Linked DNA regions of Mus musculus: regions 2 and 3 are each linked to region 1. The links are chromatin loops, found by intact Hi-C in ENCODE. Cell type or tissue: left cerebral cortex. All regions are shown on one strand.

What was found. A loop is a pair of places that touch in the nucleus more often than their neighbours do. Peaks named below come from ENCODE experiments on the same cell type or tissue, not always from the same donor. Only the 100,000 strongest peaks of a DNase experiment are listed, where the experiment ranks them.
Region 2: it touches region 1 in a loop (2.7-fold over the local background); 7 of 42 quality-filtered maps call a loop at or near these places.
Region 3: it touches region 1 in a loop (3-fold over the local background); 8 of 42 quality-filtered maps call a loop at or near these places.

Annotation. Positions count from the first base shown.
Region 1 is chr13:108,038,565-108,046,564 of GRCm38, forward strand. It overlaps Smim15 (small integral membrane protein 15), which reads left to right and starts at 5,910. Exons shown (of 3, transcript NM_001048250.2): 1 at 5,910-5,922; 2 at 7,861-8,000. It overlaps Gm41055 (a long non-coding RNA gene), which reads right to left and starts at 5,907. Exons shown (of 5, transcript XR_003950673.1): 1 at 5,642-5,907. In left cerebral cortex, CTCF peaks have their summits at 3,127 (motif pointing left) and 5,435; DNase peaks (open chromatin) are centred at 3,094, 4,998 and 5,875; H3K4me3 peaks cover 2,479 bases; H3K27ac peaks cover 1,863 bases.
Region 2 is chr13:107,828,996-107,836,995 of GRCm38, forward strand. All of the region lies in intron 5 of Zswim6 (zinc finger SWIM-type containing 6), which reads right to left. Among named protein-coding and RNA genes, the nearest start is that of Zswim6, 57 kb to the right of the region's middle. In left cerebral cortex, CTCF peaks have their summits at 1,203 (motif pointing right) and 3,202; DNase peaks (open chromatin) are centred at 1,120, 2,408, 3,193 and 7,182; H3K4me3 peaks cover 1,044 bases; H3K27ac peaks cover 884 bases.
Region 3 is chr13:107,760,613-107,768,612 of GRCm38, forward strand. The region is part of intron 8 of Zswim6 (zinc finger SWIM-type containing 6); the gene reads right to left. Among named protein-coding and RNA genes, the nearest start is that of Gm52061, 75 kb to the left of the region's middle. In left cerebral cortex, no CTCF peak of the experiment used is centred here; DNase peaks (open chromatin) are centred at 4,741, 6,027, 6,264 and 6,770.

The DNA of each region.
Region 1 (8,000 bases):
TTCCCTTCTTAAGTTGGGAGATACCAAAGCATCAAATGTGAGTAAGACAATGAAGGGAGGAATGTTGGAACCAGGATGTTTGTAAGTAACGGCCTAGCAAGCTTTATTTATAGCCTGGCATTTTCAATGTTTCTTTACTTTTAAAAGCTAGATTCCAAATATATACTTTATACTGGTGGTGGGGATAGGGGGCAGTGGTCCTAAGGACACAGACTGGCTTTTAGAATTAGACCTTAGGAAGCAATTTTGATTTCCTCCTTTCTTTAGTTCTGAATTTGAAGAAGTGGTTCTTAATGGTTATAATACAAGATAAAAAAAAGTGAGTGCAAGAGTTTGAATAGCAAATAAGTAGTTGTTACACATCAGGGGTTTCTGTAAAGTGTGGAATTTCACACTCCACTTAAAGGTAACCTGTACCCCTACCCCTTAACAAAGGACTTAGGGTGAACAAATGTTATGTAGGATACCTACCCTAGGAAGAAATAATCTAAAGAAATGTAGAGGTTTGGTGTGTTGTCTGCTGGTATAGTGTATGCTTAGGACATATGAAGTTAGGGTGGATGATCAACATGAATTTCAAATTTGGCTCAAAGTTTCTTGACAGTCAAATCAACAAGACACAATTCTATCAAAGAGTAGTTTTGAAAAACCTTTCTCATAATCACATTTCACAAAAGTCTTTAAATGGGACTTTAAAATGTTCTTGATAGCATCATTTAGGAAACATAACTATTTTTAAAAACTGCTATTTAAGCCACAAGCTTATATGCAGAAGCTTAAAGTTAAAAAGCGATGTGGTGAAGGTGGTGGTGCTGGGCCAATTTTGTCAAGGAAGACTTCACACCAAAGTGTGAATCTAATACATGGATTGCTTTTCTCAATGGGCGAGTAACTTCTGTTTGGTGACTAGAAAAATCCAGCAGAGAAACAAAGGGCATCTTGACATAGCAGCCAGCTGACTCATCTAAGAGACAGGACTGACATCTGAGCATCGAGACTCGGGAAGAAAGTCCAAGAGGCCTCTCAAACTTTAACAGGATTACACAGCCCAGAGCTTTGCAGGAATTTACTAGAGCATTTTCCTCATTCGAAAGGGCGTCCTCCAACTACAGGACATTTGTTGGCCGCCTGTGCATATGCAGGGCATTCTGGAAATTAAGAATTATGAGCAGTGTTAAAAACAGCAGGCATCCAATTTTCAGCATTATGTGAACAAAAGCCTAAAAATGACCCAAATCAGTAACATACAGCCACACGCACTGACTGAAAAAGATAAAACAAGCACGTGCCTCCTCCAACTGGCTCAAAACTGTATGGAAATAGCCCTGGCAGGCAAAGGACCGAGGATGGCTCCTGCTATCTACTCTGCTCCTCTTGCAGTCTGCACCGGGAATGTAAGGCTAAAACATATCTCGAAAGGGCATCTAGTCTGCATATACATCCTTATCCCGTTTTCAGTATCTCTAGTTAGATCTGTAGTCCAGCTGCTCTTATCTTAAGTTTTAGCACCTATCGTGTAGAACTAATTCTTTTTATCTTATCAGTGAAAATGATGAATCACGACCTTCCTTCCTGTAGATAATTTTACATACTTGGAAAGCACTACATAAACTTCGTTCATTAATGGGCTATAACCACGATGTATGTATTGATCTACAAACAGCTTTATTAAGTTTGACACTAACATCCCTTCCCAGGCACCTTTATCGCTGTCAAAATCTTCCAACCCTCAGCACTTAACAAAAGCTTCACAAACACCCAGGACTTAATTTACTTAATTTGTTCCAACCCTAACAGGTATTTGAGTAACACTATACCCTGAAATCTACTATTTAAAACCATAGCAAGTTCAAGACTAGACTGGCCAACTTAGCAATACACTGTGGTTTCAATGAGACTGGCACCCATAGGATCATATGTTTAAATACTTGGTTTCCAGAGGATGGGCTGTTTAGTAAGGAATTAGAAGTGTGCCACGCCCAGTCTAGCTTATTCTCTGCTTGTGATTTAGATGTGAGCTTTCAGCTACTTCTCCAGGTCCCTGCTATGCTGATGGTGGAGTAACCCTCTCACCCAGCAAGCAAGCTCCCCATCGACTGCTTCCTTTTGTAAGCTTCCTTGGTCTCGGTTTCTCTCCACATCAATAGAACAACAACTGAAATCCCTTGTTTCAAACAAACTAACAAAGACATTAAATGACAAAGGGCAAAAGGATGTAGGTCACACACAGGACAGGACTAGGCACTTGGGTGGCATGTGCCACACACCTGGGTTCAGCCCAGTACTGCAACAATGATACAGTGATGTTCATACTTTTGAGGCAACTAATCCTGGGGTTTACATTCTAAAAAACTGTCTAGGTTACTGTCTAGGAGAGACAAGAAGCCAGTAAACCCAGACTGAAGAGCCGTGCAAGCAGAGCAGTGGTGGCTGTGGAGGACTCGGGTGGGAAGGCAGCAATTGTTTGCCAGCCCCCTTCATAGGCATTAGCTCTGCAAAGGCATAAAAGCAAACTCCCAAGAAGTCATCAACAAAAACAAAAGCCATCTCTGTGTGTGTGTGTGTGTGTGTGTGTGTCTGACCTTCCATGAGTCGGGCTCTGGGGATGGAATTCAGCCTTGATTGCCAGCGTCTTTACCCTCTGTCTCTTTAGCCCCAGAAATGATAATCTTGCATTACTCCCTGTTGAGTTTCTTACTCTTTTGAGTACTAATTGTTTTTCCTAAGCTCCTACACCGATGAGTCTGTGAGTGTAAGACACATGCCTTTAATTTAAGCAGACGTTTCTTAGTAGTATTAGCTAATATTGATACTTTCAGTACTGCCCAATAATACCAAATGTTGGTTAAAAATAACAACTGAAATAACACTGTCTGGCCTGATAGGCCCTAATGAGTTTTCTAGAAAGAGTCTGATAGACACTTCATAGATAAAAGAAGCTGAAGAGAAACTCCCGAAGTGTAATCTACCAGAAGAGGAGGCTATAGTGGGATGAATCACTGATGGGTCGATAAATGGAGAAGTGAGAGCTCTGCACAGAGGCAGGTTATGCACGTTCACACAAGCAGCCAACCAGCACGGCTGGAAACGCCTTCCCCAGCACGCTAGCTCTGAGACATGCTGCCACCACCTGGACACTAGGCAAGTCGGGGATTTTAGTTTTTGTCAGCAGTGACAGACTCTAAAAACATAACTCCACTTTGGGGGCCGGGGGTGAGGGGGAGGGGAGAAAAGAGAAAACATTTCTGCCAAGACTGGAGTGAGCAGAGATTTTGATAAAATAAGTTTAGAATCCTGCTTTACTTTTTAAGTCTTCTGTTGTTAAACTGGAAAACCTGTATAAGAACATGAACTTTTGATGGGTGATTTAGTTCGGGATTAGTGACAGTATTTGAGAGGCACTGACTTCAGTACTGGGTACACAGAAAGTACTCAACTGATATTTAAATAAGGTTATGAAATAAAATTCAGGGATAAAACCCAATTCCATCAAAAGAAGTTACATATGTACAGGGTTACTGGAGGGAAGGAAATAAGGCCAAGTACAGGTGAGAGACCTTTCAGCATCTTTTAATCAGAGCAAATAACATTATTACAACAACAGAATCTTATTCAGGGTACATGCCTTTCATTGACACATGGTTAGAGTGAGACTTAACTTTGTACTTACAAACATTAAAAAAAAAAAAGACTTTAGAAACTAAGGAATGACAAGTCTACCAGGAATTACCTTACAAGAGAAAAGCAAACGAACAATTTTTTAAAGGCTTTGTGCAATAACAAATATTGTGCAGCTGTTCCTTGGCTTCAGAGCTGCTATGTGGGCTGCTTTAATCCTGCACACACAGCTTTTCCTAGTCTGCTCTCCATGGGAACTACCTTAACACCCTACCTCTTCTCTGAGACAGGGTCTCAAGTAGCCCAGAATGGTTCAAACTCACTGTACGCCTACCAAGGTTGTTCATCTTCCTGTCTTCACCTCTCAAGTCTCGGGGTTACACCTGGCTAAAATCTGCTTCTTAAGAACAAGGCAGAACGTATTAGTTGTTATCTCATAATGCATTTGGGACATTTGGGAGAATAAAATCCAAGTTAAGACAACGGTGGTGGTGACCGCCCACCATCCCATTACTTAAGAGAGTGGACCACAATGACCCAGAGCTCAGGTAGAGTCTGGGCTACATAGCAAGAGTCTTTCAAACAAACCCGTGACTACTCCCTCTCCCAGAAAGGATAAAGAGCTAGGGGACTGGCCAGATACACTAATTTACTGATCTGAAGGGGCCCGAATGATCAGAGGTCAACTAGAATGCCCTCTAGATATACGGGAGGAAAAGGCTCAGAGAGAATGAGTGCTGTAGGGGCATCAGTACAGAGACTAGAAAGCTGACCTCGCCATGGAACAGTCAGCCCATGGTTTGGGAGCCTATCTTACTTATCATCTTTGGTTAAGGTAATGCAGGCCCCAGTAAGGCTGTCCTCCATGGCAACCTCTATGCTGTTCTTGGGCTTGCACAGGCCTGCCTAATACACCAGAAGAGAGAGCCCTAAAATCTGAGTGTGAAGGCTAGGTCTCCAATAGCCAAAGAAGCTTGCTGCTTTCTTTCTCTCCGTTGTAAGTGTGTGTACTGTGCACGATTAGGCTGGTGCACCCCCTCCTCAGTTCCTTCCTTACGGTACTGCTTCCTTTTATTCCCAAGACTTGCGGGGACCCTGGGTCCTTTAGAGATAAAACAGAGCAACACACTGGGAGGCAGAACTTGTGAGGAACCATCTACTGAAGTGAACATGTCACGGATACAAGCCGGTTATGGATACAAGCCGGTTATGGGTACGCTTGTTTGTACAGGTTTTAAGCAATCCTTCAGGCTTTCACACAAGAATAAGAAAACCACGGCTGCCATTACAATATGCAGCCATTAGCATATACCCGGGTAGCAGTATTTTAGATCCTTAGATTAGCTGCCAAAGTCTGCTCCTTGGTAAATAATGGTTACTGTTGTTATACTCTAACTACTCATACATGTCTCGGCTTGCTCCTCAAAGGGAACGCTCACAGTCTCTCAGGAATAAAAACTTGCTTTATTTGGCACACAACAGCGAGGAGGTCTTGCAACATTCGCCAGAGGCAGTCAAACAGAGCAAGTAGTTCAGGCAAGCAATCACAAAATTTGAGCACCAACCAAACCAGAGCTAATCTTTCCGTCCCTGTAGATTAGGAGACCCATTTAACGCACCCCTTTCTGCTTGTTGACTTTTTGAAGTCCTTTATTTATGTATTGCGATCTCTATGCCCTGACAGTTTAATTATTGACAGTTTACTTTGGGGCAAGTATCGACCATTCCTTTGTGAAGTAAGTTAGGCTCTTAAATGAAAAACAAACAACGGAACCTCTTTCCCACAGCGTGGCAGCATTTCCCCCTGCTACCAAGGTTCACTGGACACATCCCAGCCGGGCTGCTGCTTGGCCAAATCTTTAAATATTTAACTATTGTTCAACTCTACAGCATGAGTGAGGGGCGAGTTAGGGAACACGCCAGTCCTTCCACGGCCTCGAGAAGGCTCTAAGGAGACTGCGGGGTCCCCCTCGTGTCTAGCTGCGGCTCTCTGGGCTGAGAGTCCCCTGGACGAACTCCTCACCCACTCCGTCTCCTCGCCGGCGTCCCACGCAGGACGCGAGGCCACGATGCCCCACCTGCAGCGCACACGAAGCGGCGCGCGGCAGCATCCCCGACCGCGGACACGAAGCCTCCGCGCCTCGCCTCGCCTCGCCGCGCCGCCCCTCCCCGCCCTCCCGCTATGGCTCTAGACATTGCGCCGCCGGAAACCCGCCCGCCACTTCCTCATCCCGCCCCGCCCCGCCCCGCCTTCGGGCGGGACCTGAGCGGAGCGGCTTCCGCTTTCCACTTTCCTGCCTGGCGGTGAGTGGGAATGGGAGCGGGGATCCCCTAGGGCTGCGGTGGCTTGCTGTAGCCTAAGCTGAGCGTGTGGCCGGGCTCTCCCGGCTCTCTGAGCTCCTGACCGCGGGTCCTGCCCGGCTTCGCTCGGCGGGGCGGCGTCCTTAGCCGGTGAGGCCGACTGATGGCCGTGGACATGGCCCGGGGCAAGGAGAATGCTAAGCGGGGAAAGTTAGGAGAGAAGCTGTAAGTCTAGAGACGCCTGGTGCAGCTCCGGGTCCCCTAGGCTTTGTGAGGTGAAGGAATGTGCCTGAAAGTAAGGCGAGGATGTTTTGGTGCGAGACTGAGGTGCTCTCGAGATGTGTGGCCTGTGGACCGTAACTTTGCCATAGCCTAGTCATCAAGTCGCGCTAGTCTTATTTGCAAAGTTGGGCGGATTTCGCAGACTTGTATTTAGTTCGTTACTGGACTCGAGAAAGATCGATCTTTCTTGGACCTTCCTGCAAACTGGTTACAACTGGGCGAGGGCGTAGCGACAAGGGACTGGATGGTTAACGTCTCCAGAAAGTTTAATGTGCTGAAAGTAGGGGCATGGTTTCTGATACAAATACGGAGATAGCATGGGGACATGGAAGTTAAATCCAGTGATAGTTTTCTTGATGTGACGGGTTGTGGGTACCATAATTATTTTGGTAATTCTTTATTTTCTTGTAAGGTACATTAATTGAACTACAGACCACAAAACCTTTAAAGAGCAAAGCATAGTGTTTGACTTTGTAACGATGTACCCAATCCAACGAATAAATGAGGATTCTTAAGTACAAGCAGTTTAAATTCTTGGTTGGTCAGCGGTGGAGCATCTGTCTACTGTGCTCTACTAGGCTTTGGGTTGGATCCCCAACAGTAGACGCAAAGATTAAAAATCTTTATGGGTATGGTACCTGTAACATGTCAGCCAGCCAGCTTGATTTTTTTTATGTTAGTGAAAGTCATTATTATTCAGACAAAACTTTAGTACTCAAATAATTTACGTAGAATACTTGGCTTCTACGAATTAGAACTCTTATTTTGGGACATTTGCAGTTGTAATTTAGGGAGAAATAGGTGTTAAGAGGCTATACTATTATAGAAAGATGTTTTTACTTGTTTGTGTTTAGAGGAGAATTTAGAGGTTTTTTTTTTTTTTTTTTTTTTTTTTCCATTTCTAATCTTACTGTAAAGGTATCTTTTATTCTCCTGTTGTAATTGTCATCTTTGAGGCTTACTGCTCAGTCTGCTAACCCAGGCCTAGTCCCGGAAGCTTCTAGCCTCCACACAATCTTATCTAGGCCTAGAGTGTTTTCAGCTTCTGAGACTTATTGCTGAAAAGCGCATCCTTTCTTGTTCTTCCTGTGTGCTGGCTAACTCACTTACTCAGCTAGCTGTTCTAGCTCAAACTCCTCGCCAAGTTGACTGATTCAATCTGGCTTCTCTTTCTCCTCTTCTGAATTGCTCTGCTTGACCTCAGACTCTAGCAATGTGTTCTGCTCTTCTGGCTTCTCATCCTCTGGCTCATTGTCTTCACCTGTGTCTAGCTTGTTCTCTCTCTCCAGCCTGTCTCTGTAAAACTCTCCTGGTAAAACTGCCTTCTCCTTTCTTCTTTCTCTGTGCTGCTCTCTTAACTAGCCTCTTTTTCCTCTTTCCTCTTTTGAGGGCTGGGCATATCCTGTATCAAATCTTTCTCTGATTCATCACTTTGACATCACTTTCAAATATGGTGCTTCCTTCTACAAACTAACTTTACCTTGTTTGGGATTAAAGGTTGTATACTAAGGGCGTGTCTGCATTCCAGGCAGAGGGACCAAAGGTGTGTGCTAAGGAGCGGGGAGGGCACACTACAGCACAATCTTGGGGTTCACAGTGTGATCAAAATATCCTGCAACTATCTTACAATAGTTATGACTTGATTGTCTTCTTTTCTAGCTCATCCATGTATATGTATATAGAATTTAACCCCCTCCACATCGTATGGTCAGACTGAAGAAGACATAACCAACAATCGTCTGAATTCTGACTGACTCACTGATAGTCCCAGGGGAAAATTAGAGGTCACTACTCTAACA
Region 2 (8,000 bases), 210 kb before region 1:
GTTGTGCAGACATCTGGCCTCTTTTGTCTCTAGTGATTCCTAGGACCACCTTACTTCATTTACCCACCTGACCTGTAAGACAACCTTACATAGACAATGATCTGGGACTTTGTTTTGACAGAAAACTCTGATTGCTGAAAGTCCAAGCCCTGTTAAAGGCACCTGAATAACTGAAGCTCTCAGTACCTTTCACTGATAAATACTTTATGAAGTCTTTGTCCTCACTTGAAGAAGAGGAGGAGGAGGAGGAGGAGGAGGAGGAGGAAGAGGAAGAGGAAGAAGAAGGAAGAAGAAGGAAGAAGGAAGAAGGAAGAAGGAAGAAGGAAGAAAGAAGAAGAAGAAGAAGAAGAAGAAGAAGAAGAAGAAGAAGAAGAAGAAGAAGAAGAAGCAGCAGCAGCAGCAGCAGCAGCAGCAGAAGCAGCAGCAGCAGCAGCAGCAGCAGCAGCCCACCCCCCATACATCCATGTCTTAGTTTTGTTTGTTTGTTTGTTTGTTTGTTTTCGAGACAGGGTTTCTCTGTGTAGCCCTGGCTGTCTTGGAACTTACTCTGTAGACCAGGCTGGCCTCGATCTCAGAAATCCGCCTGCCTCTGCCTCCCGAGTGCTGGGATTAAAGGCGTGCGCCACCACCCGGCAAAGAAGTTTTAAAGAATGGTAACATACACACATCATAACCCTAGCTGACCCAAAAGCAGATACCGAAAGACAGGTTTTTAAAAAACTAGTGATGATGTCTTTAACTGTGACCTTTGTGCAGAAAAGGGGTCTGGAAACTCACATGGCCAATCACAATCATCTTATATTGTTACATACAAGTGCATGTTTTTATCCTAAATATTGCCATAAAACACACACATGCACACTTTGAGAAGAAAACACTCCAATTATTACAATACTGCTATAAAAACTCAGAACACCCTTAAATTCTGTCAGTTTAGCACTGCCCTCAGAAGCCCTTGGGTAATTTGTGACTGACCATTTTGCCTCTGCCAAACTTGCAAAGTCCAAGTTTGTGTGGTGTATTTTTTCTTAGTCTATAAGCCTCTTCACATAATTAAACCCTCGTGACTCACAGGATGGGTGACCACGACGCCTAATGGAATGATCAAGATCACGCAGAAGAAGTTGGATTTTTTTTTTTAAAGAATTACTTATTTACTTATTATGTGAGTACACTGTAGCTGTCTTCAAACACACCAGAAGAGGGCATCAGATCCCATTACTGATGGTTGTGAGCCACCATGTGGTTGCTGGGAGCTGAACTCAGGACCTCTGGAAGAGCAGTCAGTGCTCTTAACTGCTGAGCCATCTCTCTCTAGCTCCAGAAGATGTTTCTTAACAGTCAATTAAAATGAACAGCAGAGGTAACTTCAGCAGCCAATCAAAGCAGCCTTTCTTTGTTAACCTAGTCAAGTCACTGAAGTTTTCCAGGAAGTTCAGTGACCCCTTTTCAGAGCCTTCATCCAGGACTGTCCCAGGTCCACTACCCACACCTCAAGTTGCCTAAACACCCTACACACAAAAATAGCTAATAAATTTGTGATTCTCACTCACATTAACCAAGAGCTAGAAGACGAACAAAACTCTCAGCTATGACTAAGCAAAATGATTTAATTAAGTCAAGAAAAACAAATGTGAACGGTGAAGTTAACTGTTAACAGGCACAGAAAAGGGACAGATTTAAGAGAAAAACAGCTCTAAGCCTAGTAAAGATGCCATCATGGTTAAAGCCAACATTTTTCTTCAAAGGCTAATGTGTCAGCCTCAATAACCCAGAGCTATCGTGTCCAGGATGGTTTTCATGCAGATATTTTCGAATTTGACTCTTTTTCACTTATATTTCCCTATTTTTTGATCTCTGCTTTACACTGCATGAGAGCTTCTTAGATTTCTTTCCTGTGCCAAGTCAAAAATAAAAATGGATTTTAGTAACAAAAGTCAAAGGTCTCAGTATCCAGCAAAAACCACCTTTCTGTTCCTTCATCCGAAAAATCTGCAAGACTTTACAGTCTCTTCCTTTCTCAAAAGAGGGGAAATAGAGTTTGAAATATCCAAGTTAATATGTAAGTTATATTTGGTTTTGTTTAAAATTAAACAGAAGCCGTACCGAACTTACAAAAAAGAAAGTTGTTGTCTTTTACTACAAAGTATCATTATCGACAATCTTAGTATTAAAAACTCCTAACCTGCTCCCTCACCCCAAGGTTTCTGTAACCCTCTCCGGCACCCAAAGCGATCCGACCCTCTCGTTGTCAATCACTTACGGATCCCGCCCTGCCCCGCCCCTCCCCGCCCACTCCAGCAAGCAGAGTCTGAGCACCGCTCTGGCCTGGGGCTGAACCGGTGGCGCTGACGTCAGCTGGCGACCGCGGCCGCATTCCTAAACAGTTCAGACAAACCCAGTGGTGGGAAGCTTCGAAAGCCCTCAGCTGTAGTGAGGGAAGCAAGGGCTTGGCTGGCAGCCAGACTCCTGAGCTCAGCATTTTGTAATGCACTTCCTTTTTACTTAACAGCTTGCATAATGCCCTTAACCCTTTCTTACCTGCATCTCACCTTTAACCCCTTCTTTTCTGGGTCCAAAACATTCCTTGCAACTCAGTCTTCCCATGAGTCTGTAATATGTTCTCACCAAATCACAACTGATTGACTTTTAATACTGCTGAAGACGGAATTTAATTAAACACACATGCTCCCCACTACCTAACTAAAGTACCCAAATTTTGCTTCTGAAAATAACGTTAATTTTTAAGCATAAAAACATTTTATTAATTCTTAAGCCTTTTTTTTCCTAATGATAATAATACTGAAGAATAAACTAGGACCCTGAGCAGGCTATGCATGGGAACGCTATCGCTGAGCTACACTGCAGCACTAAATATTCTAATATTCTCAAGACCCTTCATAATTTATGCTTTCAGAAACTTTTTTGTGTATATATAGAGTAGCTTCAAATAGGTCACACTGCAGAGCAAAGGGCATACAGTGGCAGAATAGCTACCCAGCCCTATCTCTGGCAGCATGGTGCTCAGTAGGGACTAACTCCACAGCTAGACAGCAAGTTTAAGGTCAGCCTGGACTACATTAAACCATCTTTAATTACAACACCTCCATGGAGCATCACTGGATCCCAGGCAACACCTGCACTGGACATTGAGTGTGTGCACACCTCCTTCACAGAGGCTGTCTAGCACCCTCTCGCTGCTGCTACCTGAAGCTGCACATCTTCTCGAGCATCTCTCGAGCTCTGCATTTTGTACTGTGTGTTCCCTTTGTGACACACGACTGCAGAGTCTTTGCTCAGCCGCTGTTACCAAAATTCTTTTTGGAGAACAGATTTCAGTACTTTAATGCACACTGTTCATCCTTGGGATGCAGCAGGGCATGTTTACCCTTTAAGAGCAGATTGCTTCTTTGTAGACGATCCCACCATACCCTTTGTTCAATTTTCTATTGGTCTTTCAGTCTTCCTAATGTGTAGTTGCTTTACTTAAAATTCATTTTTATTTTGTTTTTGTTTTTCAACAGGCTGAAGAGGTGGCTCAGCAGCTAAGCGCACCTGAGCTCTTGGAAGGGGATCGAGGTTTTGTTCTCGGTACCCACAATACAGGCTCACAACTGCCTAAAACTCCAACCGCAGGGGATCTGACACCCTCTTCTGACCTTCCAGGCACCTAGACATACATATACTTAGGCACACACAAATATACATAAAAGACCTGAATAAATCTTCAAAAAATTTTACATATACATGAGTGTGTGTGCACAGCATACATGTACAGGTCAGAAGACATCCTCAGAGAATTGGTTTTCCCCATGTGTGTCCACCATATGCATCCTAGGGATCCAACTCAAGCCATTAGACTTGGTGGCAGTTGTCTTCTCCTGCTGAGCCATCGTGTCATACTGGGGTGGTCTGAGTGAAAGTGGCCCATAAACTCATAAGAAGTGACATTACTGAACATGTGGCCTTGTTATAGTCTTGTGGTTGTTGGAGGAAGTGTGTCACAGGGGTGGACTTCCCACTGTGACAATGATGGACTAAATCTCTGAACTGTAAGCCAGCCCCTATTAAATGTTTTCTTTTGTAAGAGTTCTTGTGGTAATGGTGTTGCTTCAAAGCAATAAAACCCTTAACTAAGACACATACTATGCCTTTCAATATATTCTTTAGGGATTTTTTTTTTTAAAGAGAAAAAAATAATGCAGAGATTGGCCAGATGGCTCAGCAGTTAAGAGTATTCCCTGCTCTTACACTGGACCCATTTCGATTTCCAGAACCCACATGGCAGCTCACACTCGTCCATAAGCCCAATTCTAGAGAGCCCAGTACCCTCTCCTGGCTCTACAGGCCCCACACATGTAGGTGGAACACATAAATTCACACAAACACACACATAAAATACGTAAATCTAAAATTTTTTAAATAAACAAGGAATGAGGATAAACTAGTCCTGTCAACTAAGTTTTCTCATTCTTATGATATCTCTTAGTAATTAATTACTATGCCAGGTCCCTCTGAAGCTCCTACCTGAACACTTATGTAAAACATATTGACAGATATCATAAGTACACGTGTAACTGAGTACATACGTGTTTTGAACTCTAAGCAGATGTTAAAAGGCAGTACAGACAATATCAATCGGCTGCTGAGAACAGCAAACTACTGTTTTGAGTATGAACTCAAAGTCAGGAAGGTGTTTCCTACAGTACAGCCCAGTGCCATATCTTCAGACATGAGTTTCTAAGTACTTGAGTGTTGAGATAAGAAAGGGCAAGGATAGGAAGAAGGAATTCTGCCAAAGCAAGATGCCTCAAACACTGGGAGATGCAGAAGGCCCTAAAGGCATGCAGTCTTGAATGACTAGGCCATCATTGTATTTCACAGGAGTCCAATGACCAGATCTCATAGGAGCACAGACATGTAGTAGTTTCCTTGTGTGATGTGAATAACCAACACTTGCATATTTTAAGGTTCTGAACCAGGACCCAAAAGACCTTACTCGTTTAAGGGAGAGCTGGCCCTCTCATTACAGTTCTAAAGCACCATTTTAAACACTACACACGTTTTTCTATAAACTATGACACAGAGACTAAAGTCTCAACAGACGTTAGTTTAAAGCTCAGTCTGCTCTCTTCTTGTACTTCCTCGCCTATGCTGTGTCCCCATGGCATGGAGCCCTGCAGTTTCTGAACACAAGTTTGACGTTGCTCTCGGGTTCTTCGCTTAGACTGTTCTCCCACCAACAGAGAACACCAGTTTCCAAACTTAAAGACGTTTCTCCCGTCTTACAAAGTCACAGCTGAGATGCCAGCCCCTTGGCATCCCATGCCTCCCATGGCTAGGGTGATGGTGGAGGTAGAACAGAATGCAAAAGAGAAATGCAACGAATGTGTTTACATGGTTTCTATTAACACAAAGATCCAAGAAACTGAGGAAATGAGTTCTAGATGACAAATATAAACAAGAATAACTTTATTTATAAATATCCTCATTTATTTTTATTTACTTTTAAATATCCACTTTGGTATCTACAGCATATCTATCATCATCATCATAGACTAATCAGCTTATAATACCTTAAAGCATAAGTCCCTGTCAATTACAAATTATAATAAATATAAAGAGACAAAAGCTAACACAACATACATAGGATATTACAGAAACCAACCTCAACTGGGTGAACACTATAGAACACAAAGCAACGCCTGTCATTTCCAGAATCCCTAACCTACAGTCCTTTTAGTCACAGACATTTCACCATTTTACATACTGGTATAGCCTCCCCTCACTTAAGACCGGACACCAAAGCTTAGGACAAGGCATCTAACTGCAGTTCTCAAACCTGAGCCTCACAATCAGCTGCACGAGTCAAGTATTAATCATGGTCTTAGGTCTCAGTCTGACGGAGACCTTACAACTGAGGTCCTGAGATCTCAGGCAGAGGCAACCCTGCCCAAGTGAATGAGGTGCTTAGACATGGTATGAAAAACACACAGCGATGGAGCTGTGAAGGTGTAAGTTCAGCAAAAGATGGCAGTAAAATGCCTTCTCTCCTGTCCTGGACTCATTCACTGAGATGTCCACCCCACACCCCCCCCCCCCCACACACACACACACAACCTGCTGAAGAGAACTATCAAGAGCTCATCCGCCATGCTTTCCAGGAAGGCTTGCGGACTGCCAGTGAGCATGAACCCGAGGAGAGGAGAGGCAGCAGCCACAGGTGAGAGGATCTAGAGACACAAGGAAGGCATGCTAACACTCCAAGTTTTCCATCTGCCTCAATGGAAACACATTTTCCTGTAGCATTTCAAAAATAATAAAACAAACAACAAAACCCACTTTAATCCTCCAAGGGTAGCTGTTAAAAAGTGAGCAGGAAAAGGTCACCTATTTGACCTCCCAGAGACAAGGCTACAGTTAAACTATCCAGGGAAAGAGACTTGAAAGCATACTTCAGGGACTGAACGTCTGCATAACTTCATTTCCTCACTGACAATATCAATTATCCAGAAGCTCACAAGACTGGAAACTAAGAACCCAGCATCATGACAAAAATCTACACTGGCCAAAACAGTTTTGTTTTTGTTTTTTAACCTAAGCATGTGCAAGTTTTTATAACCCCAGAATCTTGTTTGCATGGATGTTATTACTTCTGGCTTTATTCACAAGATTTTCTTTCCAAGTCTTCTTTTTAAAAATTATTCTTTATATATATATATGTCTATATACATATACACACATACACATATATAATTTTTTTTAATGTATACTGGTTTTTTTGTCAGTGTGAGGGTGTGAGGGTGTCAGAAGCCCTGGAACTGGAGTCACAGAGTGTTGTGAGCTGTCATGTGGATGCAGGGAGTTAAACTCAGGTCCTCCGGAAGAGTAGCCAGTGCTCTTAACCACTGACATCTCCCCGGCTGCCAGGTCTACTTTCTAACACTGGAGACAAGTGTTCCACTTGCTGGCTCTGTCTTCCCTGATCTCTGTGTGATGAAGCACACAGGCAAGCGCTCCTTGCTCTGTGAAAGGCTAAGTCTTCTGGCTTCATGGGGATTCACACACCACTTTTTTTTCTTTTTTAAATAATCTGGTGTTTTTGAAGCAGTGTGGCTTTAGCAACCCAAAAGGATTCTGAATGGGCTGCCCCTCCCCCACATCTAGGTCTGAATACTATAACAGCTGTGGGTAGAGAGATAATTATTCAATGACTGTCTCAATTGTCCCACTAACAGTTTCAAAATTATCTAAGTTCTAGAAAGAGTTACTAATCCAAGAACGATATCCAAGGCGCGTTTCCCGAGCTGTATCGGAAATCTTGGTTTGCTCTAGGTCAGGTGTATACATGTGGCCAGTTCCACGGTCTGTGAGCAGCACACTGTGGTTGGCATGGTTCCGTGCATTGTTTATTCCCCGAGTTTATCACAGAGTCAGAGTCACAAACATGCACTTCCCCGGTAGTACAAGTGTATCATAAAGACAGATTTTTTTATTTCATTTGTTGGCTTCTATTGTCTGCAGGGCCTACTTCATAGCTTATGAGCAAATCACTACTGACTGACTGCTGCCCCACAATTACCCCATATGTAAAAACAGTTATTTTCTCAATTAGATATAAGGTTCAATTGCACATACATTAAAATATAAATTATATATTATGTCCTACAAGGCAAATACTCAATCTTCACATGAGACTCTGTAATGGCAGCTATAGGAATAATAACTGAGTTCCTACATTAGATCTGGCTGGAGCCTTAACCTTCAGGTATAAACTTTATGTACTTAACAAAGCTGAACGCCACTAGAATTCTAAGTTCCACCTACAGCCGAAGTGTACGACAAGCTAGAAACTACAGAGAATCCTAATCCTGTTCTTGGGGGGAGTGTTGGGGGAAAGAGACTTCATTTAAAACACCTTCATTTGGAGAGCCTCTGGATGAATATTTCCTATATCTTCTAAGTGGAAAAAAATAAAATCACAATAATCTATGCTATAA
Region 3 (8,000 bases), 280 kb before region 1:
TACGGTGGGTGCTGGGTTTCCTAGAGAGCAGAATGTTTCGTTTTGCTCTAATTCGTCCTATTACTGAATTAAACTTTGATGTATTGGTCTTGACAAGTGCTCCATGCTGATTGCATTGTGTATGATAGTATAATCACTCCCCATGCATTTCCCACAGGCTACATGATTAATGCAATAGATTACCTGCAGCACGGAGGGCAAGGGGGAATCGGTGCCCTTCTGTACTCTAAACAGTTTGCATTTCAGGATGCGCATGTGTACACATGCACACATGGGCACCCATGAATATCCTGGGCAGGGAAGGTTACGTCAACCAAAATGTGGGAGACCAGAGAACCGATGGTCCAGGCAGAGTAATGTTTCTCAAGGGTTTATATCAGAAATTTGCTCCTTAAGGCTTCCAAGAAGGGAGATGGCATTGTGCACCAAGTTTTCCTTACCTTCATCTTCACAAACACTTACTGAGCACCAACTACACACCAGACACATTTCTCCCTTTTACAGGAAAGCAGCGAACAACATGTATGACTTTAATGTTACTTGAATAGAAGGGGAAAAGATGTATAATTTAAAAAAAAGAGATTAAAAATTTTTTTAAAAAAATAGATATTTCATATCTTAATAAATAAAGTTTCATGTCTTAATAAAGATCAATGACAATTGACTATTAATATTAAGTATACTAAGTAGTTTAAAAGTTTCAGGAATACCCTTTATATGATTTGGTCTATACAGCTAGGAAAGAACATGCTCTGCTTATGATCAATCTGTTCACCAGAGGCTGGCTACACACACACACACACACACACACACACGTATGTATATGTATACGCACATACACACACACATGCTGAGTATACTGGTGACATGTTATGGAGGGATTTTTGAGCTCTTAGCAGTATAGTCAATGACTCCAGCATGACTTTCAGCTTCAATTGGGACCTGACTGGGACTATCCTGGCCCATTGAAGCTGTGCTCCCAATCTAAGCCATTTCAAGGGACCTGTTCTGATTTCTACTCTGTGACTGTTTTTATACTCTTCTCAAGGTCTGCTGATGCAAAAATCTGAAGTTTACTAATCTACTCCAGAACGAAAGGAGTCAACAGCGAGTAACTGTCACTGTCACTGTCAAAACGAGATTGGCCTTTACACCTCAAAGGTTACCTGTGCAGGAGAAAGCCCTGGAGTTACCATATTCTATTCTGACACGCCCTCCCTTCCTCGTTGCTTTATCAGCAGGTCAGAGGAAAAGGCTCAGCCCCCAGCAGGGCGATCTGCTCACTCCAGTAAGCTAGTGAGAACAGCAGCCGTCTCTTACTCCAGTGGTGTGGTTTAAATGTGAATTTCAGAATTCCAAAGAAAGTCATTAAGATGTTACAAAATTATCAGACAAGCTTATGACAGTGTCACAAAAATTCACTTGCTGTTAACTATTTTGCATTCTTTCTGCCACCAAACTATATGCGAAAGTTGCCTATTAAATCAAACTAACTCTTTGTTGTATCTCAAGAAAAGTCACTCTTTTAAGAAATCACCATTGAAGATAGATACATTTCTAATCTTAGAACTTTGTATTCCACAGAACTGTTCCTAGGAAGCCTGGCATCTAATAAAGAAGTCACAGCGCTGTCCCTGAGTGGGACCTGCCTCCTGCCTTCTCCGGCCCCCCTTCTAGCCGTGAGGCCTTACTGGGCAGTGGCTGAAACCTCCCAAGGAGGGCAAGCATGGCCTATATCCTTGGATTCACCCTCCTTGTGGCCCACCACTTAATGCAATAACGGCATCTGTGACGCGCCTTGCCCTGTGCTAGCTCACACCAAGAGCCACCGTGGCTCTTGCTGCTTCTGGCCTACCTTCCCATACCCCTTCTTACGATTTAGCCAGTGGCATGCCTGGTTCTCTGCAAAGCCACTGCAAATTCCAAATGGCTTAACACGGGGCCTTTCAGGCCTCAATAATCTGTATGCTGCTACGCCAAGGGAAGAAATGCCCTGCAGCCTTTCTTACTTCATGCCTACCCTCACTTCTGTCTCAGCGTTTCTCAACCCATGGGTTGAGATCCCTTTGGCACCAGACTATCTCCAGAAATACTTATGTTACGATTCATAACAATAGCAAAATTAGTTATGAAATAGTAAGGAGAATAGTCTTATGGTTGGGGTCACTACATCATGGGGAGGGTTGCAGCATTGGGAAGGTTGAGAACCACTGCATCTGGATCCTACACCACGACAACACTGTCTTAGGTCCGCAACCCAGTGGTGACATCTTGGCTGCATTACCCCTTGGTGGCTGTTTCTTGGTGAAAAGTACAGTAATAATTCTTAGGAAGATGAGGAAGTGAGGGCAGAAGTTTATTAGGAACTGTTTTAAGGAGAAAACAGACATCTAATACCAACTCTGAGATCCCCATTAGCCACTAATGTAAGAAGAATGTGGATTATCAATGATCTGTTATAGATCAACAACATTAAACAAAGGAAGGAGTCTATTTTTGGTATAAATAATGTACGTATTCATGGCTTTACTACGGCAAACCCTATCTTAACATCTAGCCAAACTACTACAGTCTGTATTTAGACTAGAGGTTTATAAAACCACAAAAGTGAAATTATTCTAAACCATTTAATTTGTTATAAATGATTTAATTGTACATGCAGATAACTAAGGCTACAGTATCTTTAAGAATCTCCAATTTGTTCTGTAATGAAACCAAGTGACCTTTAATGACCTCATTTAATCCCCAGAGTCTATTACTTCCTATTAATACATATTTACAGTTTTCTCCTTCCTACATGGGGTATTAAATGGATAATTAAACCCTAGAAACAGCAGTCAAAAGAAAGACAGTTCGGATAATTACACTCGAGGTATTTATCATAGGTTTGTTCACTGTAAAGTCCATGTTCTTCATTTTCTAACTTCTGATTTAAACTACAAATTACTCTGTGAAGCAGAGAAAATCTCCCTTCCCCTGAACCCCACAGCAAGAGAATTCATAGGCCTGTGACCAAAGAGCACAGAGTCACACAGCTATAGAGCCCAGGCCTGTAGGAGGACACATGCACAGGGCCAGGTGTCCAGAAAGAGCTCTGAATTATACCACAGGAAGAAACAGTGACCAAGAGAGACCACTCCATCCTGCCTATGAGCAGGCGGCTCACAGAACCTATAGACTGCATGAGATCAAGTAGTGTTGCCAACTCCAGGGCTGCCATCAGGACTGGGTACAGGCCAGGGCAAAGACATTGACAAAAGATCTTTAGCATCCTGTTGCCAAAATGTCACTGGATCCCAACTCTGTAAGCTTGTTCTGTGCTTGTGATCAGCTTACTGTCATCACTATTGCTCTCAAAAGCAGCATAAAGCTATTTTTCACCAATGTGTTTGTCTTTCCAGAGGGCCTGAAGTTAGAGTCCTTGGAAACACGGCTGCTGATAGACAGCGAGACTGCCTAGAGCAAGTTCAGCCAGGATGGTGGCACTGAGGACAGGCAAACAGGCCCTTTGCCAAGACTCATGGCCACTCGGTCACTGCCATTTTGCCTTTGCAGAGTGTAAATGCTTGACAGAGACATCTAACTGATAATGTTATCTAGGCAACTCTCCGGCCTTCTTATGCTTCCGTTTTCTTGTTTGTAACATTAGCACTAAAAAGTTATACCTACATCACAGTGCTGTTTTGAGGAGTAAGTAATGTGATGTATACAAAAGACTGCTGAGTGTAGTGCTTGAAAACAAGTGTGGACAACTGTGCTGCCAATAGTAGTAGCTAGACCAAAATGGAAACTTAACATAGCAACAACAACAACCATCACAACCAGCACCACCAGCACCACCAGCACCACCAAGGTCCTCCGCCATCTTTCTGTCTCCCTCCCCTCCTCTTTTAGGTTACGAAACAATGAGCAAAGCTAGACTGGACACCTTCCAGCCATTGTTGACAGTAAATACCTTTCCCACTAAGCCTACCCTTGTCCTGGTCCACACTGCTTCTCCTTCCTGGAACCTTAGTACTACTTCTCCCCTGTAAATCCTTCCCATCCACACCTTACAAACCACACTCATGGGTCAGGTTCTACCATCAACGGCTTCCTGGCTCATTATAACTGTTAATTTACGTGTCTCCTGAGGCCTGAGAGGTGGACTCCCCCCTTATTATCAGAACCATTGCTACAGAGGAAATCTAGATCCAGTGCCTCTGCTCTTCTGGGTATCGTGCTCTGTGTCCCTTGAAATAAAGCTTCTGGGAAGGGAAGGGGGTGCCGGGAGCACACGCCGTAGTAAAGCTGTATTCTTTGTGTGCCCAGGAGAAGACAGACCGATAAGAGAGATGGCTTGAGTTCTGCCCTGGGTTCAGCGGTATGGATGTTCCCCAGTCTGTGCTGACACCCTTCTGCTGCTGTAGGGCATTCTGGGATTGCTGTTTGCTGCACAGCCCTGACAAAGTAAGCCTGTACACAACCAGCCATTTCTGGGCTGCTCTCTAGCTCCTGACGCAAAACAAGTGACTCCTCAATTCGGTTTGCATCACCCCTGACTTCAATATGTGTCAAAGTCTGCATGTACCACAGAAAGTTAGGGTGGTACTTATTAAGACTGCTGCATTCAGACATGTAAGATGATGTTTCCCAGTACAGAACGGTTATAGATTTTTATTTCTGTCTGTGAACAAAGAGTATCCTAAATTAAGAGGTTATTTTCTGAATGTGTGACTTCAAGAATAACAAGGTAGGTGCAGATGAACTGTTTTTTGTGTCTGGGATGCAAATGAGAGAACATTTGGGTCGAGGAAGCAGGTCAGTTTTTTACTGTTTTTCCATAAATACGGCTGCAATTGGTGGGTTGAGTTTTCTACTGGTGACTGTAGGTTTACCCTGACTCCAAGTGTCCCAGGTATAGGTAACTACCACTTGGTCTCACACCTGACTCTGGAACAAGGTAGCGGTTGCCTTATTCTTCAAATGGAATTAGAATGAGAAAGAAACACTTAACTCTGCCTATTTGTGCTCACAAAGAAATGGATCCCCAGAAGAGAAGATGTGGAAGGGGTGCCAAGGGCTATCACCACCTTGCTCTCGGCAATACCTGAACAAGCTTGGGATGGGTTGGTTCTGCCCTTGCCACCCATCTTCTCCCTATGAGAAGGCTCCAAGTCCCAAGACTGCAAAGCTAATGGTTTTCCTCCAGAGAAAGCTAACAAATGTGGGCAAAGGTCTTACACAACACTTGACAATGAAACTAAGAATTCTCCCCGTGACAAAACTGTAATTAAACTGCATTTAACTGTTTCCTCTAAATGACATCCATTTTAATTAGGTGTTAATAGACTGGTCGCCACAATCTATAGCTTTATGATGCAAAGTAAAATTATAGTCTTATAAAACATTTACAGAAAGAGACCCACTGAAGCCTATGAGAGGTACACTATTCCCCTTCACACCCTAAAGACTGGCATGGTAATTAAGTCCAGGGAACAGGCAGCTCTTAGGGTTAATGTTAGGTGTGCCTGCCACAAGTCAGCACGGGGCTGCTCTTTCAAGCCACAAGTTATTTCTAAGATCTGCTTTCCAGAGACTACCTGTGTCACTAATGAAGCCTGTAAGTGCAGACGTACATCTTCCATAGACTGCCAAAGGCAAGGCCCTTATCAAACCTGCAGCCGTTCCACCAGCACCAAGGGCTTTCTTCTCTGTCTTAAGATTGCAGTCCTTTCTTTCCCCGACAGCTGCTGAGGATGCAAAGTTGCTCATCTTCAGAATACTGTTGTGTGTTTTGGAAAATGAGCATCACACACAGAGAGTAATATTAATATTTGAGAGACTGATTCATGCCCAAGATAAATGCATGTGCAAATGAGGTGTAACAGAAGGTCGTAACAGAGTGCATCTGTATCTATTCTGTCCCACAGTATGAGCATCAGGGAGAGAGTCACAAAGATTACCCAGACAGAATGAGTATCACAGGCACAGGAAATCCTAGGAACAAGGAGCCTCTCTGGGAGCTGGAGAACGGGGGAAGAAATGGGCTACTGCAACCAACTTTGCATATTTATATGAAAAGGAAAAGTTTAAAAAAATGAATGTGTTACTTTCAACTACTTCTGAAGCATCAACAGTGTGAAACTTCATAAATCACATCTAAGCAGAAAGTTACGAATCTTGGGAAGGGGGCTATCTGGTCCTCTGAAAAAGATTCTGTCATCTCCTGGCTGACAACCTGATGGCTCCAAGTCCTTTGCCAAGAAGCAGAGCTACTTGGCTAGGGTGCCGGTTCACTCTTAGCCCACGGAAGCTCTCGTGCCAGGAATCTTTTTTTTTTTCCTTTCTTGGTGCATTGGCCACTGCCAGACATGGACCCATCGAATCCACTGGTGCTAAGGAGTTAAGCATCTGAGATTTAATTTAACAGTTTCGGCTTTATTAAGCTGTCACGGAGGGAGCGGCCCCACGTTGATAGCAGGAGCTACTCCAATTACGGCTTGGTTTAGGGTTGACAAGTGTAATGATTCATCCGTGGCACATGAGAAGCAATAAAAGGTTGTTTTGCATTACAGCTTTAAAAATGTGGGCACTTTTTCCATTTAATTTGTCACTTAGCTTTTGCTAAGAGGACATTTAAATTGCAGTAAAAGGCAAATGGGGCTTTTAGTTTAAATGTAATCCCCATATTTAAATGATCTGTAATGGTGCAATGTTGGAGTGGGAACACTATTGTCTCACAGTGGGTCCTGATGGTGACATGTGACATTTGTATTCAGGTCCTGTATTATCCATGTGGCTAAAGGGCTTCCAATTTCATTTCACAGCCAGAAGCCTGCAGAAAACACCAATTAACTTGCAGATCCCATTTGCCGACAAAACTCAGCCTCTCTTCAATGTCTGGCATCTGGCAGTGCTCAGCATTTAATTCCAAAGCAGCGCCTTGAAGCAATGTGAGCCCTGTGTAGGGGCACAAAGTCAAATTCCCCCATTTTATTAAGAAGCAAAAGCCTTTCCTTTTGGAGTCTAGAAGGAACTTTGAGTTAATTTTTTGGTGAACAGATACTAGGATGTGATCGCTACTATGACTTCTGTGGGGGATTCCTCACAAACTTTAGATCCCACAACAACGGCCTGTGACCTCCACTTGGCATCAGAGTACACAGGCAGAGTTCACTAGTCTACCAATGATTTCAGGGAGGGGCTTGGGGGAGGGAGGAGGTGAGAGAGCGCGCGTGTGGGTTTTTGTGTGAGTATGTGTGTGTGTGTTTGTAGTTGTGTTCTTGATCCTTGTCTGCAATCAAACATCTTGAGTAAAGCCTGGGTCTCTGTAGAGCAGTCCTGTCTTGGGAATATGTATCAGCTGCCAAAAACTTCGGCCCAGTGAGAAGTCCTACTGCTGACTGATGGTCTCGGCATACATTTTCCAAAGCCAGCATGGAAAGGTGAGATGTGACTACAGATTAAATGTGAATCATGCAAACTTCACTCTACATTATCATTTGTATTCTTTCTTTCTTTTTTCTTTTTTTTTTTCTCTTTTCTTGGCACTTTGAAAATATTCAAGTGGCACTTGTTTTCCTAACCAGTTATTTATGCTTTCATATTTCTGAGTACCACAGCTTAAAATTTTATACACTTCATAGTAATCCAGTATTTTCCCTACACGATCCCCTTCGTTATTGGTTTTCAATGCTAGTCCTTTTTCACCTTTATGAACCAACGAGTGAATCCAACATGTACAACAGAGTCACAAGCTAAAAAGGCCTCATTTGGAAAGCTAAATCATTCACTTTGTTTACTTAAACCACGTATTACCCTTTCTTCTTCAATTCCACACTGTGCCTCAAACCTCCAGGCAACACATGGAAGCTGCTTACTGTTCACAGATCGACTTACATTTGACTGGGGTGGGGGCAGCTACTATCAGATTTTCAGGAGATCAAGTAAAGTACGGGACACAATACGCTATTTTTAAGAAACACTGGAGAAAAACATTCACAGATACACTTTAATAT